2 separate regions of the Homo sapiens genome follow, and region 2 is linked to region 1. Evidence: chromatin loops called from intact Hi-C (ENCODE). Cell type or tissue: Caco-2. All regions are shown on one strand.

The links. Peaks named below come from ENCODE experiments on the same cell type or tissue, not always from the same donor. Only the 100,000 strongest peaks of a DNase experiment are listed, where the experiment ranks them.
Region 2: a loop joins it to region 1, with 2.8 times the contacts of the local background. A loop is called at or near these places in 3 of 110 quality-filtered maps.

What each region holds. Positions count from the first base shown.
Region 1 is chr15:45,939,841-45,947,840 of GRCh38, reverse strand. No RefSeq gene overlaps it. Among named protein-coding and RNA genes, the nearest start is that of SQOR, 310 kb to the right of the region's middle. In Caco-2, no CTCF peak of the experiment used is centred here; a DNase peak (open chromatin) is centred at 4,390.
Region 2 is chr15:45,711,169-45,719,168 of GRCh38, reverse strand. The region is part of intron 1 of LOC105370802 (a long non-coding RNA gene); the gene reads right to left. Among named protein-coding and RNA genes, the nearest start is that of SQOR, 80 kb to the right of the region's middle. RefSeq lists an enhancer at 3,964-4,258. In Caco-2, CTCF peaks have their summits at 3,248, 3,453 (motif pointing left) and 4,472; a DNase peak (open chromatin) is centred at 4,448.

The sequences.
Region 1 (8,000 bases):
GTAGGTCCCTGGCATCTGCAGGGTCAAAGTGCCTCATTGTCCTACCCAATTTAGTCACTGTTGAGCTCTCCTCATACCTAAGGGGTTACCCAGAACCCCTTAAGGGTTGTTAGAAAACTACTTGTAAAAATAAAGTTTGGATTCAAACTTGGCTTTTTTCAGTTTATCCTAGCAGCCACGACTTTTTAAATAAATTTTAAAACCCCATTTAGTCTCTGAGTAATTGTAACTATATGTTGAGATAAACATCTAGACAATACAGAAATGTTTATTTTTCAAGCAGCAGACATTTATGCTTTGCTCTTGTCCAATTAAACCAAAGGTTTAATGATGTAAATGTGGTCTGGGGCTAAGATCCAATGGAGGGACAATTACAAAACTGCACTATTTTTTAAAAATCACCTTCTAAGTAACCTGGAGAATAGACTTAGTGCTTGAACTACAGGAATCTAGGAAAAGGTGATAGTGTAGAGTTGAGAAATTCTGGCATGATATGATGTCATGTATGTATAAAGCCTTATATTGAGAAAAAAGAGACCAGGCATGTGAAAGAACATTGTGCAACCCATTTGCCTGCGGCAGCCATCTTTGCTGGGACAGGTTCATAGATGCTGTAGATGATTTGCAGATGCTGACTGAGGTTTTCCAAAAGATCCTCTTTCTTTCAGCATCTTCTCTGAAACTATAACTGAATCAAAGACTTACAATATGTTCAACATTCAACAAATATTTATCTAGAATCCACTATGTGCCAAGCACTTAATTAAAACAATACACATACTAACATTTGTTACCACTTAATTTATGTTTTATTGAAAATTCTCTGTTTTACTAGAAAGCCATTCTCCGCCATGACACAATATATCCATGTAACAAATAAGCATTTTATCCCCTGGATCTAAAATAAAAACATTTGTAAAATAAAAAATAAAATTTTCTCTGTTCACCTTAGATTTTAGCACTAGAAGAGTCATTCTAGGCAAATCTAGAACAAGCGCTAGACTACTCACAAACTATCACCTGGGGGAAATCAACCGGAGTTTCTGCTGTCAAACAAAAGACCAGCTGTACCCCACCAGCAGTTCCCAACCTTGAGCACACATCAGAATCTCCCACAGGACTCATTAAACACAGACTACTGGGCTCCAGACCCAAGTTTCTGATTCGGTAAGTCTGGGGTGGGGCCTGCGAATTTGCATTTCTAATAAGTTCCCAGGTGATGCTGATGCTGCTTGGTCCAGGTACCATACTTTGCCTAGAATATAATGATTATTGTCTATAAGTTCTCTGTCTTGCTGGGATGCCCCTTTCCAGGCCCAAGAGCAGAACATTTTTGGGTTTGGGTTTGTTTTTGTTTTGTGTGTGGCTGTTGATGTTTTCAGGTTGCAAGTGTCTTCAGCTCTAAGTCTGTATATGAGTCAAAAAGAAAACTAGGGAACTCATCATTCCCTAAGGAGTCATTCTTGAGCTCTCTAGTCAGCCTCCCTTCTTTTTCTACCCTTCAGAGTCTCATGTTTGCTTTCTCTAAAAATGTGCAGGCTTAATGCTAAGTGAAGTAAGCCAGACACAGAAAGACACATACTGTATTATCTCACTGATTTGCAGAATCTTTAAAAAGTCAAACTTAAAGAAATAGAGAGTAGAATGGTGGTTGTCAGGGCTTGGGGATGGGTAGTGCAGAATGGGGAGATGTTGACCAGAGGGTACTAAGTTTCAGTTAGTAATAGATCTTGAAATACGTTTTCAAGATCTATTGCACAGCATGGTGACCATAGTTAATAATCATGTATATTTCAGATTTCTAAAAAAATACATTTTAAATGTTCTCACCACAAAGAAATACACATTTGAAGTGATGGACACATTAATTAGCTAGATATACTCATTCTACAATGTATATCAAAACATCACATTGGACCCATAAATATGTACAATTATTCATCGGTTTAAAATAAAAATTTAAAAAACTTGAAAATGAAAAACATCCAGGGTATTTATCTGTACTTACCAGGAGAATAGGGAAAAGGACATCTCCATCTTCCTGGAAGCAGAAGTTTCTGGACCGCACTTTGAGAACCACTCCATTAGATGATCTCTGCATCCCTTCCAGTTCTACCCTTTATCATTATACTTTTTTATTTATTTTTTCCTTTTCAGTTGACACATAATAATCATACATATTTATGAGATACAGAGCGATATTCTGATATATGTATACAATGTTTAATGTTCAAATCAGGGTAATTAGCATAACCATGCCCTGAAACATTTATCATTTCTTTGTGCTGTGAACATTCAAAATTCTCTTCTAGCTTTTTGTAAACATATATCATAGTTAGCCTTATTCACCCTACAGTAGTGCATAACACCAGAACTTATTCCTATCTGGCTGTCATTTTTTTGTCCATTAATCAATCTCTCCCTGTCCTCTCCTCCCCAATCCCCTTCCCAGCCTCTAATAACCACAATTCTACTCTCTACTTCCATGAGCTCAACTTTTTCAGCTTCCACATATGAGTGAGACGATATGATATTTATCTTTTGCTTAACATAAAGTGTTCCAGGCTCATTCACGTTGCCAAAAATCACAAGCTTTGATTCGTTTTATGGCTAAATGGTAGTCCATTGTGTATATATACCACATTTTCTTGTTATTATAATTTTTAAAGTGTCTCTGTGAATTCATGAAACACACGGTAGAGCAAACACTCAGCAACATAGAGAAGTGATAGGGCCGGCTCTCTGGGCCTCTCTGTATCCTTTCCTGTGTTCGGATTAGCACCAGATTGATTGGCACTATCAGGTGTGAGGTCTGAGGAGCATCTGCTAACTCCCAGCTGCCAAGCTTCACCTACCACACCTGTGCAGACCGTGCCTCCAAACAAGGATTCTGGTTTCCACTATTTGCTAACCTGAGGCCCATCCTCTGGGGCTTCTTTCTTTTTTTTTTTTTTTTTTTTTTTTTTTTTGAGACGGAGTCTCGCTGTCGCCCAGGCTGGAGTGCAGTGGCGCAATCTCGGCTCACTGCAGGCTCCGCCCCCTGGGGTTTACGCCATTCTCCTGCCTCAGCCTCCCGAGTAGCTGGGACTACAGGCGCCCGCCACCTCGCCCGGCTAATTTTTTGTATTTTTAGTAGAGACGGGGTTTCACCGTGTTAGCCAGGATGGTCTCGATCTCCTGACCTCGTGATCCACCCGCCTCGGCCTCCCAAAGTGCTGGGATTACAGGCGTGAGCCACCGCGCCCGGCCGGCTTCTTTCTTATCAGGACTGATCTGCTAAACCTTTCTATGAATGGTAAAGGTGAGTGCAAAGTGACCATCTACCTCCCAGAAAACAACTTTACAGGAACTTTATTCCTCCTTAACTCAGAGGAGAGATTAACGATGGTTTCGGGTATTTTGAATTGTCCTAGTCAAAACTGGCATCACTTCTTGCCTGGTTTTCACAGTGGCTTCCCAGCTGCTCTCCCCCATACACTGACATCCCCTTCTAATGGCCTTTCAGCCCCCCAAAATCTCGGTGACCTTCTCAAAATGAGATTCGCATGGCTTGCTTGGAACATGTTCATGATGTAGCTGTTAAAACAAATGGTGAAATACATGGTATGTCTGACATGGCCCTGCCCACTGGTCAGTCTCTTCTCATACCACTCTGTGTCCCCTGTGCTCAGACACAAAGACCTGGGTTGGCTTTCTCAACAGCTTCTTTGGCTCTATACTCCTTTCTACTACTGAGCTTTAGCTCTTAGTGCTCATTTTCCCTGAAATGCATTCCCTACTTAGCTAGTTAACTCGTACTCATTCTCCTTCAGATATAAAATCAAGGCTTTTCCTGATCACATAGGCCTGGCCATGCCCTGCTGTTACTCATTTATGCATTGATTTTCCTTCATAGCATCTGTAATCAAATCATCACAAAATTTGTTTCTTTATTATACATGTTATATCACCAGCACCTAGCACAATAGCTGGTACATATGGCATGTTCAATAAATCTCTTGAATGAAGTACATTTGAGCAGGAGAAACTTCCTCAGAAATATCACATCTTAATCACATGTGCTACAAAAAAAGAAAAAAATATATTTGTTTCACTTCAATAATGCCCAGCACAAAGTAGTCACTCAAACATACTGAAAGAGATCAATGATTTCCATATTTTATTTCATTTGCTAAAGAACTAACAGAGTGCTCAATACTCAACATAGCGGATTTTTGCCACTTACAAGAGCTCTGTGTAGAGACCTTGGCTAATCCCTCAACACATGAACAAACCCATAGCATATTATTTACTCCACAAAAGTGTGGTTCAGTGATGACAGATAAGCCTTTAACTCCTCATGCTTCAGTGAAATGACTGTTCCGCCTTCTGACTTTAAGTTGTATTTGCATAGAGACTCAGTCATGAGTTTCCTAGGCTTATCCCCAACCACAGATAACTGCTGGTTAAGCATTCACTAAAGTTTTGTCTTTTATTTGATGAGCCATTGTAGAGTGAACCAAAGCATTCACTGAAAATTTATGAGTCACTTTTTTTGTTCCATCGAGCGCATATGGTAAAGCTAGCTCTGGTCAAGGACAGAATGCTAGCTAAAAATAATTTGGAATAAATTAGACTGTTAAATTCAACCAAGAACCAACATTTTTTCACTTTGTCCAGAATCACAGACACCATAACGTGAATAGATATCTACCTAGAGCCTCACAGGTGCAAAATTCTTAAGAAGCTACAAGCCTCAGACTAAATCATAGTAATTATTTATATGTGAACAAAATCCCAGTTCACTTATTTAAGTGTAATTTGCACAAACTATACAACATCAGTTAAAATATATTTGCAGCTACTTTTTAAAGAAAACCTGTTTTGAGACATTGCATTTATAGAATTGAGCTAAAAGATTGTCAGATATTCATAGAACAAAAACGAATTTTATGTAATATAAAACACATGCAATATGACTACTGCAAGGGTAGTTATTCAAAGCTACATGTCAGTGAGCAAAACTGACTTGGACCACAAGCAACTTCAACCAATCAGAATTTTTAAAATGCCTAATCACAAATTGTCACAAAGCCAGAGAAATGTGTATGTGCCAACTATCAGAATTTAGTAACTAAGCTATAGTAGTAGCTGCTGTAGTGTCTCATAAACAACATAAGTCAATTGAAAAGTAAAAGCAATCAAAACATAGCTACCTAAAATTGGAAAAGAACATAATAAGGCCAGAAAGTTTGAACTGGGTCATGCAAAAAAAGGATGAAAGGCAATTTGAGAGAAATTACTTTGAACAAACTCAAGGATAGGTAACAGGTATCATTTTAAGTACCCAATTTGATGTCTTGGTGGAGACTGCCTAGAGAGGCTCAGAAGATTTGTGAGGCAGGGGCTGAATTTAGCAGGAAAGAAAAGCTAATCAACTTCCAATATCTGTCATGGGCTTGAAAGAAAAGGCTGGTGAGACACATGCCATATTTTGCTGACCTTAACCTAGGATCTCTCTGGTTTTAAAGCTACTTCTGACTCCTCCTTGTCTGAACCAGCAGAAGCAGTTGGCTTTATTTGGAGTGATATTTTTCTCACACACACACAAATTAAAGTTGTTTTTTCACTGTAACAAAATTTCTAGCTAAGGGAGCTAATGCATAGCAGACAGTCATATCCCACTGAGATGCAGCAAGGTTTACCAGGCAGCTAAGTGGCTTGCCGCTGCCCAGCACCTCACAACATGATCAGTTCTAGACCCTGCCTCAGCATTTTCCAAATTACTACACAGGCCTTTAGGGTCACTCACTATCAGTTAAAAGTGTGGTGGTTAAATGCATAAATGAGGCTCAGAACTTGGTTTATGCATGTGATTGTTTGCTTCTAGACATAGCCTTTGATACAAGTTGATAGTTTTAACTGGGAAAGTAGATATAGATGAATACACCTGTAAGTAATGCCAACTATGCAAATGTGAAGAAAAGAGCCCTTTATAACTGGGCCTTGAATGATTAGTAGAATTTTGAAAGCAGATTGGTGGTTTAAAAAAGTAAATATTTCAGCCTGAGCAGCCCTGAAGAAAATGTTTTTGATCTTAGTTCCTGCTGCTCTCTCCAAAGAGTCTCTGGGTACTTTACCAATAGCGTCATGCACCACATGACAATGTTTCAGTCAACAATGGACTGCATGTATACTGCATATACAACGGCAGTCCTATAAAACTATAATGGGGCTGAAAAAATCCTATCCCCTAGTGATACCACAGCCATCACACTGTCATATAGCACAATGCATTATTCACGGGTCTGCGGTGATGCTGCTGTCAGTAAACCTACTGCGCTGCCAGTCACATAATAGTACAGCACATACAACTATGTACAGTGTATAATACTTGACAATGATGATAAACTACTATGTTACTGGTTTATGTATTTACTATACTATACTTATTTTAAAGTGTCCTTCTACTTATTTGAAAAAAAAATTAAAAGTTACCTATAAAACAGCCTCAGGCAGGTCCTGCAGAAGGGATTCCAGAGGAAGGCATGGTTATCATAGGAGATGACAGCTCCATGCATGTTACCATTCCTGAAAACCTTCCAGTGGGACAGGTTGTGAAGGTGAAAGACAGTGATATTGATGATCCTGACCCTGTATAGGCCTAGGCTAATGTGTGTGCTTGTGTCTTAGTTTTCACCAAAAAAAGTGTAAAAAGTGAAAAAATATAAAATAAAAAATTTAAGAAATAGAAGAAAAGCTTATAGAATAAGAATATAAAGAAAAAATATATTTTAGTACAGCTACAAAATGTATTTTAAGTGAAGTATTATTACAAAAGATTCAAAGAGTTATTTTAAAAGTTTATAAAGTTACAGTAAAATAACATTGAATAAAGAAAAATTATTGTATAAATTAAGTGTAGCCAAGTATATAGTATTTATATTCTACAGTATTATACAGTGATGTTCTGGGTCTTCACATTCACTCACTGCTCACTCACTGACTCACCCAGAGCAAGTTCTAGTCCTGCAAGTTCCATTCATGGTAAGTGCCCTCTACAGGTGTATCATTTTTTATCTTTTATTTTGTATTTTTACCGTACCTTTTCTATGTTTAGATACACAGATGCTTACTATTATGTTACAAGTTGCCTTCAGTATTGACTACAGTAACATGCTGTACAGGTTTGTGGTCTAGGAACAATAGGCTATGCCATCTAGCCAAGACGTATAGTAGGCTATCCCATATAGGTTTGTGTTAGTACACTCTATCATGTTCACACAATGGCAAAATGACCTGATGACACATTTCTCAGAACATATCCCCATCAGTAAGTGACATATGACGGTACTACTAAAAGCTTGGTTTATGTTAACTCTACTCTTCTGCTTCCTGGCTGTGTGAATTAGTGGATGTCATCCTAGGATATGCTAGTGAGAGAAAAAGAAACTGCAGAGCTAGAAAACCACTGCTGTGGCCAATGATTCTCTTGCTCATTTTTCTTTTTATGGATTTATTTATTTTGACTTTTAGGTTTGGGGGTACACGTGAAGGTTTGTTATGTAGGTAAACTCGTGTCACAGGGGTTTATTGTATAGATTATTTCATCACCCAAGTATTAAACATAGTACCCAATAGTTATTTTTTCTGCTCCTCTGCCTCCTGCCACCCTCCACACTCAAGTAGACTCCAGTGTCTGTGGTTCCCTTCTTTATGTTCATGAGTTTTCATCATTCATCTCCCACTTGTAAGTGAGAACCTACAGTATTTGGTTTTCTGTTCCTGTGTTGGTTTGCTAAGGATAATGGCCTCCAGCTTCATTCATATTCCCACAAAAGACATGATCTTGTTCTTTTTATGGCACATACTATTTCATGCTATATATGTACTACATTTTCTTTACCCTGTCTGTCATTGATAGGCATTTATGTTGATTCCATGTCTTTGCTGTTGTGAACAGTGCTGCAATGAACATTCACATGTATGTGTCTTTATGTTAGAATGACTTATATTCTTCT
Region 2 (8,000 bases), 230 kb after region 1:
ACACCTGTAGTCCCAGCTACTCAGGAGGCTGAGGCAGGAGAATTGCTTAAGCCCAGGAGGTGGAGATTGTAGTGAGCTGAGATCACGCCACTGCATTCCAGCCTGGGTGAGAGAGCAAGACTCTACCTCAAAAAATAAAATAATATAATATAATATCAACATCTTAAAGCCAAATGTATGCCCAAGCCCCAGGCAAGTTCCCTTGGACAAGGCAGGCAGTGTGTGCCTAACCTCCCATCCCACTTCATCCTACCTTTCTCTCAACTGCAATTTTCTTGTTTGTTTGTTTGCTTTTTGAGACAGGGTCTCACTCTGTTGCCCAGGCTGGAGTGCAGTGGCACAACCACGGCTTACTGCAACCTCAACCTCCCCAGGCTTAGGTGACTCTCCCACCTCAGCCTCCAAAGTAGCTGGGACTACAGATGTGCACCACTGCACCTGGCTAATTTTTGCATTTTTTGTAGAGATGAGGTTTTGTCATGTTGCCCAGGCTGGTCTCAAACTCCTGGGCTCAAGCAATCCTCCCACCTTGGCCTCCCAAAGTGCTGGATTACAGGCATGAGCCACCACACCCAGCCTTCAGCTACAATTTTCTAACCTACTTGTATTTTACTCTACTTCATAGTGTTATGTGTATATATATTTTTTATTTTTTATTTATTATATATATATATATATATATATATATATATATTTTTTTTTTTTTTTTTTTTTTTTTTGAGATGGATCTCACCACTGAACTCCAGCCTGGGCAACAGAGCAAGACCCTGTCTCAAAACAAACAAACAAAAATTGTAGCTAAAATCAAGAGAGAGGTCTTGAGAAAGAACTGGAGCCACCTAAAAAGCTAAATAAAGCCAGGGTCCTGATTGATACATTCTCATTTCAAACATTAATCTCATTAGGATCTTAAGATAGAATACATCCCTAATTTAAGTTTTAAACATATGGTCATCATGTGCATTATGGGCTTCAAGAAGTACTGATCACTCAGTGACCAACTCAACCACAGCTCTATAACCCAGCATTCAAAGACATAGATGAACAAACCCCAAATCATTATTAATTATGCATAAAGATGATAAATGGGGTCTCATTTCATGTGTTAACATGAATTAGTGGGAAGGGGCTGCATAGAACAGAGTACTGAGAAGAATTGTAGGGCTATATCTGGGCTCTGCAGGAATAAATTCTGTGATCATCTAGACATGTCTGCACAGAATGGGGAGTAGCAGCATTTGAAACACATAGGTGTCTTTTCAGGATATGGTTTTACTATTACTGCTGTATCACCGTATGCCATTGGTGTCTTTCATAAATACCTTTTTAAAACATTAACACATGAAGACCTACAATGACTCTTGCACTTTGTGCAAATCTATTTCCTTGAGTCAGAGAGTTTTTCAGATCAACTAGATCAAGGAACTGAGCTGAACTGAGGCTTATGATCTTGAAGCCATCAATACAGAGCTCTGGCTGAATCAAACTAAACTTCAAGCTCCAAGAACTTCATATACTCATAAAATCTGTATTTCTTTTAATATGGAAACACCAGAGTGATTTTTAAATTTTCTTTAGCAACAGAACTCTTCGTTTAAATTAAATCTCACACAAAACCATACACAGACAAAAGTAGATTTGTTCTTATTAAAGAGAGAAATGCCAGAGGCCCACCTTGCCTTTGACCTTCACCTCAAGCATCTCATCAGGTCTCTGAGATCTGGAGGGCTGTTTGAACACTAAGAGGAAACCGCTTAGATTGCTTGGGGCCCTATGTAATTGTAGCACTATAATATTGCGATCAATTAACCAACTCTTTTACCCTGATATTCTCAATTATGTTGTGAGTCAACCCCATTCATGCATCCAAACAGGAGGCATCCATTGCCTGAAGGAGGATTCATCCCATGGAATTGCAGAGCCAAATGGTCACATGCTTAGCTTTTGTTTTCAAAGGCGAGGTACAGGTTGAGTTGGTCTGCCTGATGAATGCTGGGCTATACTACGGCAAAACTGAACCAGAAATATCAGTGGATTGGCACAAGAAAAGTTATTTGGGTTGGGCCTCCCCATTCTAGCTTTTAGCAACATCATCTGGAATACAGATCCCCTGAAGGTCAATAAAGAGAGGAAGAGAGAATGGAGAACTCACACTCACTGTTAAATTCCTCAGCCTGTATATCAGTCAGCTAGGGCTGCCATAATAAAATGCTGTAGACTGGGTGGCTCAAACAACAGAAATTTATTTCTCACAGCTCTGGAGGCTGGAAGTCCGAGATCAAGGTGTGAGAGATTTGGTTTCTCCGGAGGCTTCTCTCCGTGGCTTGCCGATGGCCACCTACTCTCTGCATGCTCACATGAAGTGTGCAGATCCCTACTGTTTCTTTCTTTTCTTATAAGGACACCAGTCAATTGGATTAGGGCCTCACCATTATAACCTTAATTACTTGTTTAAAGACTGTCTCCAAATACAATCCCATTGAAGTTAGGGCTTCAATGGGGTTGAGGGGATGGGGTGAGACAATTCAGTCCCTAACAGCCTGGAAATATGAAATACTATTCCCATTCAAATTGTATTGGCTAGAACAGGTCACATGGCTCCACCTAACTACAAGATGGGCTGGTAAGTTTCAACTTCACTTGTGCCAGGGAGGAAAGGAGAACCAGGTATGAGTGAGCACTAGCAATTTTTACCTCACAAGAATATGGTGAAAAGATTTAAGAATATATGTGATTGGGCACAGTTGTTCCCACTCCTAGAATGACAGCAATGAAAGAAAAGTGATGAGGGCAATTCACAAAGGGCCTTTATTTGGAGAGACCATGTGGACAGAAACACAGACAGCATCCAGAGATACACCCCCACGCCCCACCTCCTCTAAGCAGTCACCCCCAGCACCAGGGAGACAAACAGAACTGAGTCAGTGCTACAGATAGTCAGATACTCCAGACTCCATTAGTGTTCTACATGGCCAGAGCTGAGGAGTCACAATAGTCATCCTTCCCTCTGGCATCTGGGCAGGACCTTTGATCAACAGTAGCCAGCACACTGCCCAGTGACCATCCACAGGACTGATGCCCACGTGAGCCCCCAGACTTAGTCATTATCTGACGACTCCAGTGGACAATCCCCCTCCACACACATTCACTCATAACGTAAGGTTCTCAGAGATCCAGAGGCAGAGAGTAGGGATGGTGTAGGAGGGTGGTGGTACCTGGTTCATGGTACTCTGTTACAGCAACAGAAAACAGACGAAGACAGGTCAGTACTCTTTAAATCTTTCTAGGTGGAGGGAAAGAACCTTCATCAGCCATCCTCCTCTCCTGTGGGATTGGAAAAAACAGCTCAAGATTTCCCCTCAGGCCAGGGCAAAACTGAACTAACCTTCTACTTTGAGAGGCACCAAACTAACTCCTGTTAACTCAAGGAAAGCCATAGAGCCATCTACTGGTCACAAGTAAAAGGAGGAAGTCATCTAAAAACAACACAAAAAAGTAAAAATATTCAAATTCATCTTTAATAACTTCACAGAGAAATGTGATAGGAAGCATCCTCTCATTCCCTTCAATATAAATACATGAGAATATTTTCTTAAATATAAGAATATATAAGAGACACCTGAAGTCAGATATGCCTTTAGTAAATGTGTTTAGGGAATTAGCATTGTAATATACTAGGAGGTCATCTAGTCCATAGTTCTTAGGTGCTCTTCAATTCTCTCAATTCTACATGTTCAAAATCTGTAAAAATAAGACACGAAGACACGAATTCATTTTTTAAAACCTGAAACCTGCAAGTTTAATTAAGGAATTCGAGATCCTGCAGTTTGGCTGACAAATGATATAGTCAGCACCCAATTTTCTCCTATTAGGTGATCTGCAGTACACAATCAGAGCCGCTAGGCCAATTTTCCTGAATGGTCATAAAGGTTTTTAACAAAGAAAGAGCTCCAAAAACTTGGGAATGGGATGAGGGCAATAAAGACTTCATTCAACCAGGGGCCCACTTTAAAGGGCAATATTGGATTGAAAAATTGAGCTACATCAGTTAAAGCACCAAACGGCCTTGCTGCTTAAAGATAGCTGATGAGTCATGTTCAACTCAACCTCCCCCTAACCTCCAGAGGCCTAGAATGTGACTCTAATGTAGTTTCTGCTTCCAAGTACAAAACCCAGACAAGACGCCCCGGCAAAGTCTCGGAAGAAACACCTTAGGGTCATTTTCACAGCCTATGAGCATCATTCCAATGCCCAGCCCGAGATATCATGCAGGGTACGGCGAATGCTACATTTGAGCACAGAACGTCTGACCTTCCATTTAGGGTCAGAAATTGGCTAATCTGTTTCTCAGACTTGCTCCACAGAAACTAAACCGACAGATCACGTTTAACTAAAACGATGCCAGACGCCATCCGTTCTCCAAAGAAATCTTCGAGACACGCTGGCCACATGCATCAAGTACACAGCGCCACCTACAGCATTATTGGTGCAATTCACCATCGCCCTCTTCACCGGCCGCACTGGTATCGCAGATACAGCCTGAGAGAATTGCTACATCAGGCAGACAGTATCTGACCTAGACTTTAAACGTCACAGGTATTATGTTTATTTGGGGATGAAAAAAAAAAAAAGAAAAGAACGTGCGATAGCAGGGAGGAGGCTGCGTTGATTGGTTATATGCCTGTCTGCTTTCTTGCTTGTTTCAGGCTAACATCATTGAATTCTAACATGGCAATTCTTTTTTTCCAAGATCTGCTGCAGGGAAAATCATCATGGCACATGTTTACCTATGTAACAAACCTGTACAGCCTGTATATGTACCCTAGGAACTTAAAATATAAAATAAAAAATAAACTTCAAAAAAGATCTGCTGCAGGAATTCACCAGGGTGTCAAATCAATCAGAAATAACCATCAAGAGCAGTTGACATGAAAATATGATGTGAAACTGTCATTCAGTCATCTGCCATCTATGAAATTAGAAAATAAAACCCTAGCTCTAGAATCCTCAAACTTGCAGATGCTGCAGTGGCGTGAGATCATAGCCAAAGGTTCTAGAAAAAGTCACAATCTTTTCACTAACTTCTAAAAGTCCGCCATATTTCCCATCTCTCTCATCTTCACGGGTCCTTTTATTTATGTTTTAATTCAAACTGATCAAGCATCTACTATGTGCTACAGAGATAAGATAGAAAGAGGAATAGATATATATATTATATATAATTATAATATATATAATTTATTATATATATAAATTATAATGCTTCGCAGTATAACTTTATCACTTCAATATAACATGCTGTATATACAGACCCATGTTTTCTACTTGCTTTTTGTTGTTGTTCAGAGAAGGATCACTGGGTCTGGGGCAATCAGAGAAGACGTCATGAGGACTGGAAAACCTTATTTCTTGAAGTTCAAGCTCAAGTATCAACAAGGAAGAAAATGCCAAATAGAAGGAATGATATGAGCGAAGGAGGTGTGAAGGTAGGGAAGTTCTAGATGTGCCCTGTGTAAAATATCGCTTGTGCATCCACACACACAGGTAGAAAGAGAGATAGACACACCCTCAATCACGCACCATTCACTCTATCCCCTTACTCTGCTTTATTCTTTCTCACAACATTTACTATTACCTGATGCATATGTATTTGTGTGATTACTGTCTCTTTCCAGGACAAGCTCCATGACAGCAAGAACTTCATTTCATTCACTGCTCTGTCCTCAGTGCCTAGTTCAGTGCCTGACACATTGCAGCTTCTAGATAAGTATGGAAAGGAGGAAAGGAGGAAGGGAGGAAGGGAGGGATGGAGGGATGGAGGGAGGGAGGGAGGAAAGAAGGAAGGAAGGAAGGAAAAGGAAGGAAAGAAGGAAGGAGGGAAGGAAGGAAGGGAGGGAGGAAGGGAGGGAGGGAGGAAGGAAAAGGAAGGAAGGGAGGGAGGAAGGAAAAGGAAGGAAGGAAGGAAAAGGAAGGAAGGAGGGAAGGAAGGAAGGAAGGAAAAGGAAGGAAGGAGGGAAGGAAAAGGAAGGGAGGGAGGAAGAAAGGAAAAGGAAGGAAGGAAGGGAGGGAGGGAGGGAGGGGAGGGAGGGAGGGAGGGAGGAGAGAAAAAAGAAGGGAGGGAGGGAGGGAGGATGAGAGGATGAGGAGGTGCTCATAACATCCACGGAGAAACACATCAGAGAGTCTTGGGAAACTTGATGGCCAGGGCAAATGGGGACAGAGTGGGGAGCGTCTTGAATGCTGGATGAGAAGCTTGGGTTTTTTCCTGCTTCTTCAAAGATGCCAGCATGGTCAAAAAATAAGGACAGTAGCTATGCTTTTAGAAGATTAATCTGGTGCAAATATTGGATGAATTTTAGGGAAATGAGACTAGAGGTAAAATAGCAGTTACTTTAAAATAGATAATGATAGTGATGGGTTACAGCCATTCAATAAAATGGGAATCAATGAGACCTTAGCGTATAAATAATTAAATAAATAAGTACGAAGTATAAGGTGGGTTTGGAATATCTTGTTTCAGAAAGTAAAGAAGTATTCAAAGATTGATACAGACGTGTCAAAAGGACTTGGGAGCCAGCCTGAAGGGAGTTTCACTGGCCAAATTTGGAAAATTTGACCTTTGAAATAAATAATGATAGTGATGATTTACAATCCATTGGATAAAATGAGAATCTATGAGGCCTTAAAGATATAAATAAACAAGTGGGTGAGAAGGGAAAGCCCTTCCTTACAGTGAATGCCAACTAATAAAAGTAGATAGGATGACAGAAATGGGAGATTATAGATCTTATTCTATGATGTGGCAACCATGATAGAGGAAGATGTCAATAATTGCTAAGGATGGTGGGTAAAGGTTCAGTGAGGAACAGGATATTGGTACAATGCCAGAATATCTCCCTACAAAATACTCATTAATCACAATGGAAAAAACAGTGGCTTTTTGGAGGAGAAATATGACAGAAACCAACTTGACAAAGTGGTCAAGGTAACACCAAGGGAAGAATCTACATTCTGCATCAGGAAGAGCACAGCATAATTTTCTGGAAGTCTTCCAGGAGTGCACGGCTTGAGTCTGGCCATGAGGACACATCGGACAGACCCAGGTCAGCCTTCAAAATCAAAAGTCATGCTATGGTTTGAATGTGTCCCCAGAAGTTTATGTGTTGAAAATATAATTCCCAGTGGGATTATATCTAGACATAGGTTTTTAGGCGGTAACTAAACTTAAATGAGATCATAAGGATGAGGCCCTAATTCAGTAGGACTAGTGGCTCTGTAAGAAGAGCAAGAGAGACCTGAGATGGTATCCACTGGCCCTCTCACCATGTAAATGCCTTCCACCTCCATCAAAAGGGGGCCCTAGACCTCAGACTTCCCAAGACAATGAACCCAAGACATTTCACTATGATTTGTCAAGAGCGAAGATTAAAGAAAAAAGCAGGGGCCAGGCATGGTGGCTCACGCCTGTAATCTCAGCACTTTGGGAAGCCGAGGCAGGTGGATCACTTGAGGTCAGGAGTTCAAGACCAGCCTGACCAACATGGAGAAACCCCGTCTCTACTAAAAATACAAAATTAGCCGGGCGTAGTGGCGCATGCCTGTAATCCCAGCTACTCAGGAGGCTAAGGCAGGAGAATCGCTTGAACCCGGGAGGCAGAGGTTGCGGTGAGCTGAGATCACACCATTGCACTCCAGCCTGGGCAACAAGAGCAAAACTCTTTCTCAAAAAAAAAAGAAAAAAAGAAAAAGAAAAGCAAAGAAAAGAAAAAAGGCCAGGAAGTTAGTAACATTTGTAGATAATCAGTGTTTATCAATGGCTTCACATTGATTTACAGCCCACCTCCCTCAAACTAAAACTTGAGGACTTCTCATGCAAAGCACTGCTTTCATGGAGATAGCATAGGGCATTTAGACCAAAACTTGGATTCTAGCTTTAGCGCCAATGCTTGCCATGTGGCATTACTGTAGTTGCCCCCCAAGCCTCAGTTTCCTTACTTGTA